Linked DNA regions of Homo sapiens: region 2 is linked to region 1. The links are chromatin contacts, found by Hi-C or POLR2A ChIA-PET in ENCODE. All regions are on one chromosome and are shown on one strand. The core of a region is the stretch at or near the end of the contact, and the rest is flanking DNA. Distances in the headings are between cores, read along the strand shown. Region 1 overlaps RAD51B (RAD51 paralog B). Region 2 overlaps RAD51B (RAD51 paralog B).

What was found. A loop is a pair of places that touch in the nucleus more often than their neighbours do. ChIA-PET counts read pairs that join two places held with the same protein, here RNA polymerase II (POLR2A). Pooled maps may share reads with other maps.
Region 2: a loop to region 1 is called in a pooled map, with 2.5 times the contacts of the local background. The contact joins two enhancer-like sites. A Hi-C loop is called at or near these places in 3 of 168 maps with a recorded cell type or tissue (Caco-2, endothelial cell of hepatic sinusoid and psoas muscle), 1 of 37 single-sample maps with no recorded cell type and 4 of 50 pooled maps. POLR2A ChIA-PET finds 5 or more read pairs at or near these places in 8 of 52 experiments (A549, GM12878, IMR-90 and 5 more).

What each region holds. Positions count from the first base shown.
Region 1 is chr14:68,124,051-68,126,868 of GRCh38, reverse strand. All of the region lies in intron 7 of RAD51B (RAD51 paralog B), which reads right to left. LOC105370546 (a long non-coding RNA gene) reads left to right here. Exons shown (of 4, transcript XR_943976.3): 4 at 1,460-2,818. Among named protein-coding and RNA genes, the nearest start is that of RAD51B, 310 kb to the right of the region's middle. Within about 2 kb of position 1,533, at least 8 of the 41 ENCODE cell types and tissues checked have a DNase peak (open chromatin) inside an H3K27ac peak, as active enhancers do; they include PC-3, where a contact is called at or near this core.
Region 2 is chr14:68,180,478-68,183,177 of GRCh38, reverse strand. All of the region lies in intron 7 of RAD51B (RAD51 paralog B), which reads right to left. Among named protein-coding and RNA genes, the nearest start is that of RAD51B, 360 kb to the right of the region's middle. Within about 2 kb of position 1,422, at least 4 of the 41 ENCODE cell types and tissues checked have a DNase peak (open chromatin) inside an H3K27ac peak, as active enhancers do; they include PC-3, where a contact is called at or near this core.

The sequences.
Region 1 (2,818 bases), core at 284-2,783:
ATATTCTCCGTAGAACGAATCCACCCAAACACCTTGAGATTCTCATTCCACATATTTCACACATGATATCTTTTAAGTCTGGGAAAGTAGACTAGGAAATGTTTCAAATACTCAAGGGCCTCAAAACATATATGTTAGAAAGTGTACCTAATTTCCAAAAAAGGTACAATTGCAGAAGAATCCATTTTGATTGGAAAACAAGCTGCTCACTTCTGGTATGGAACAGATGCTGCAGTTTGAGTACTAAGGAAGTAAAAAGCACCTCTGCTGTCAAGTAAGTCACTGCACAGTCTCTTCTCCAGCTCAGCAGCAATCTCATGCTGATCAACGTGTCATACATGAAAACCCATTTTCTTTGGTGAGGGGCTATAGTTTTATGCAGTTATTCAAAGGAGTAGAACACTTCTGACTGCTGCTTCCAATCTTTGCTGACAACGACTTAGGACTGGAGGACTTGAATATAAAGTAATCCATAAAGAAGGAAAGTAATTTTGTAACTGCTGAGTATGAGACTTTTTTTTGGCATACACAAAACCTAAATGGCTCCCCCAGAACAAGAGCATGCACAACAATAGAATCAAGGCAGCAAACATGCTCAGGAAACAAGGCTACATAAACTAAGGGAAGTGCTATTATGAATACGAATATTTAAAAGCTGATAAAAGAATGATTTTTGTTGTTACTACAGTAAAAAATTATTAGCACAAAAAAAGGTATAGCTATAAAACAAAGATGTATATAATTCAATCTCCCTTCTATTATAATTATTGCAACCAAGTTATTCATATCAGATCTAGCACCAGAGAAATCATGGGAAAACACCAGGATTAATGAGAGTGCCCATCTAACATAAGTGTTGATAGTCATCATGAAGATCAGATATGGGATGACTTACTTCAACTTCTTAAGTATCATTTTGATAACTCCTTTAGACTCTGTTTTCATGTGATCCTATGGGACGTTGGTGCTTTCTAAATGACACCATGAGAATGAGTTTCAATGGAGCTACAGTTCTAAGAACAGAGCCTTCCATCAATTTTCATGGCCAATTACATGATATTTAAGATCAACTGACTAATCATCCAAAAAGGGATTTATCTTTGAAAAAACAAAACAAAACAAAACAAAAACCTCTTAAATACCTACATGGTTACAATGGCTCCAGAAGTGAGACACTTTTTTTCTTTTCCCAGGAATATCCAATTCTCCTGGCAACTAAACTGACCACAGTCAAATTGCACAGATTTTTTTTCTACAAACCTGAATATGTACACATTAACCAAAGTGCTCTGCCACTGCTCACAAATATTGAAGTTCAGCTTGCAAGCACAGTCATTTGCATTGATGAAGCCCCAGTTCTAAGCAATATCAGATTAAGTTCACATTCAGATGAACACAGGGCACTGAGAATTACACAGCCAGCTACTTATGAACGACTGCGTGTGCTTTTCCATTGCAGTTTTTCTTCCAGCTCTCATGGAAACAAGCACTGCCACAGCCCCTTGATGAGCCAGCAGAGTCCAGTCATCTGGCAACAATGACAGGTATCTGGCATCTGAGAGGAATATCAACTGAAGACAATGAGAGAATTAAAAAAGAAGTAAACACAAGACAATCTTTTTTCACCCCCTTAGATTCTGCATTTCCACTTGCTTGATTCAGTAATTGTTTTGTTTTGAATGTTGTGTAAATGAATGCTACAGCCCTATGCAATTTTTAAACCACTTTGCTGTGTGTCTCATATGGAGCTCAACAATGTTACTGCTGGCATGAGTGCACCATAAAGCATATGACTCCCTGATGTAACATTTTAAATAAGGATACATTTCTCATCCAATGTGACATTATGCAGGAAAATTTCACTTCGTCACCTGTTTCTCATGAGAGCTTGAGAAAGCTATATAATTTTTTTTTTTTTTTGAGTCAGAGTCTTGCTCTGTCACCCAGGCTGGAGTGCAATGGCACAATCTCGGCTCACTATAACCTCCACCTCCCGGGTTCAAGTGATTCTCCTGCCTCAGCCTCCCAAGTAGCTGGAATTACAGGTGCCCGCCATGCCCAGCTAATCTTTGTATTTTTAGTAGAGATGGGGTTTCACCATGTTGGCCAGGCTGGTCTCAAACTCCTGACCTCATGATCCGCCCCCCTTGGCCTCCCAAAGTGCTGAGATTACAGGTGTGAGCCACCACACCCGGCCTTACATAATTCCTTTCAACTGTATATATCTCATCATTAAAATAAGAATAAGAAAACCTGTCTTCTTTTTTCTCCTTAATAGCTTGTGAGGCCTATGTACTAATCAAAATGAACGAAAATAATTCACAAACTCAGTGACATCAAGGAGCTAGTTTGCTGTTTTACTTAAGGAAGAATTATTCTATGGCTTCAAAAAATAGAGCCATCACATGAAATATCTGAGTACAAAAACACACTATATTGTACAGACTTTTTCGTGTGTACGGCTGCTAGAAGTTAGAAATCACCCAAAGTCTTCTTAATCTGCCACTCTCTGAATAAGACAGGTACCAATACTATTGTGCCTCTATTAGGAATGCAAAGGCTTACAGTAAAATTGGATGAAACTGCTTACTCAGAGTCACCCAGCAGCTCTGTGGTAGGAATGGAAAATAGGCTGAACCCACACTGTTGGATGGTACTATGAGTCTATCATTTCCTCCTTCTATTTAAGGTCATTTCCAAAATGATAGCTCCAATCTTCATATGTGCTTATTATACAATGTGCCACCATTACAAAATTTAATTTTTTTTAAAAAATGGGGGAAAGAGTTCCATTCCCCCACACATCAATTTGCCAGAT
Region 2 (2,700 bases), core at 173-2,672, 56 kb before region 1:
CTTGCAGAGAGCCTATTGTGGGACCTCACCTTGTGATCGTGTGAGTCAATACTACTTAATAAATTTCCCTTCATATATTCATCTATCCTGTTAGTTCTACCCCTCTAGAGAACCCTAACACAAGATGAGAACAAATTAAGTCAGTCAAAATCCCCCAAATAAGAAGTTAACCAAACTAAAATCAAAATCATAAACCAACATCATAAGTTGGAACAAGTGTCAACCAAGGAAAGAAAAGGAATACAGGTCCAGTAATCAACCTGAAGTTATACATCTAAAAAGTGGTGTGGCCAGATTAAGCCCCTAATCTAGGTGGCTCAAAGCTTATGTTCTTTTCCATGTCTTACCTCTCTAGGTGTAGTCACAGAGAGTCTATGCGCCTTAAATCGCTAAGAAACTAGGCATGTTTGCAAATGCCTTAACATTTTCCCCGGAAGGTGAAACCTAAAAAAGTGGTTAGCAAACGTATCTCAGAATTTGTTTCTGCAGTACATGTCTCTTTCAGTTTCTACAATGTGGTGAGGAAATTAAACATCTCTCTGGCTCTCCTTTACCACATGAACACCCATGTGTATGTGGATGCATGCACACACACACACACGTGTATGCATGTGCAAACACATACAATTTAACCATCTTCACTTCAGATGGTCTGACCTTCAAGTCAGGTTACCCATAATCAGAAACTGGAATATATAAAAAGGACATATGAAAAAGAATTTAAATTGAATTGAATATTAAAAGTTACAGAACTCACATATTCTCTGTTCAAGCAAATCCTGCTGCCCTTAACTGTGCAAACACATTTGTCTATAATATGTAAAATCATTACATTTGGAGATAAAGTTAAAACCAACATGTTGATCCAAACTAGTGGGAAACAAACTGAAATGCTTACAGCAGTCAAAATTGGAAAAAGTAAATCACAGAGTTACTCAGTACACTGCATAGCTGTTAATTTAGCTTTGGAAAACTCTCTCTTAAAGGAGAACTTCTAAATTGAAGCACAAGATGGCTTGAATAGAGGCAGTGGTTTGTAAGGGAGGAGGAGATTCCACAGAGTACTGAGACCACACATTAGACACCAAGGCTTCTCAAGCACCTCTTCACCTAACCCACTGTATTCTCATGGCAAAACACCTCATGATGCTCTAGGGCATGGAAACCATAATCTATATAATGCATACATCATTATATTCTTTAGGTGGCAATGGATCTAAATGAAAAATATACATAAATGTACTGTCTTAAAGCCAGTTGAAATTATTAGGCATATAAGATTGGAAAACAGGATGCCTGACTTTTACTCAGAGTTTTTCCAGTGACTCACCGTGTAATTCTGAGGACATAACCCTTTGATCCTTAGCCTACAACCCAGAGAATTTTAAATTGTGCTCCTCCAAACCCCCACCTTTGGAGGCACCCTCTCCAGCTTCTTTTGCCCTCAGATGAAAGGATCTGTAGACATGGAAAATGGTTGTTTGGTGATTTCCCGTAACTTCCTTTCTAGTATTTCAGTCATTCTCCTTTTACATCTGAGGGACACTGCAGAGAAATCACTGCTTTGCATAATCAAAGCCACAGGCTTAAAATTTCACTACTGGAGGGGGCAGGCTGAGAAGGAACAAGTCCGGCTTTAACACCACAAATATCTCCAATTACCAAATGTGGGCAGAAAAATGACAAAAAATCAAGGACAGATAGAAAGGTCCTTGGTATTCTTCAAAGCTTCCCTTTGGGATGAAAGTTCCTTGAGGCTTCCAAGGCAGAAAGCCTGGGCAGTCTGCACACCTGGGGTGCATTAGTGAGCCCTGGACTCGAGGTGAAACAGGCTGAATTTCATCTAGATGCTTCCCACAATCCGCTCTCATAAAACTCAGAGTAATTTACCAGCTTAGGAACATGGCAAGGTATTCATGGAGCACTAAATCTGGGGATTACCTTCCAGAGTCACTGGATAAATCCCACTGCTCATCTTTGTAAATACACCTTCATCTTGATTACCTTTATCTCAAGGGGAGTTTCATTTTGTTTGCTGTGGCACACGGTCAAGACTAAAACCCACCTTCAAATCAAATCATTCTCACACCTCTCCTGAGAAGTCTTTCAAAGAGCATCCAAACATTGATGTAACTAATGGGTGAGTTTTAGCATTAGGCTATGTGCCCTTCTAAATACAAAACACCAATGCCTCTGCTGTTGCTTCCCTTCCCTCACCTGCTATGTGGAGGTGATGATAACTTGTCTTGCCAGTTCCCCCAATCTGTATGAAAAGGAAGTCTCACTGTAGTTACCTGGCAGGCTCTAACCTTGCCACAGCAGCCAGTATGGTTGTTCCTGCCCAGAAAAGCCCTTGGTCTCACATTTCCCTAACTCTGTCCTGTACATCTTGAAGTATAACTCAGCACAGAGCTCACCCAGTCACCCTAATCAGTGCATTCTATACATCTGCTCGCCGTCTTTCTCCATTCCCAGCTACTTAGAGAAGCAGATCATAAGGCAGTAGTTTTGCATTCTGGCTCTGCAATTTGCTACCTGTGAGACCTTGGCAAAGTTACTTAGCCTCTTTTTGCCTGGGTTTCCATATTTGTAAAGTGGCGATAATGACGACAGCTGCTCATAAAGTTGTAAGTATTAAATATATAACCTTATCGTGCCTGAAATGTAGTAAAGCACTCAACAGCATGACGATAATCATGA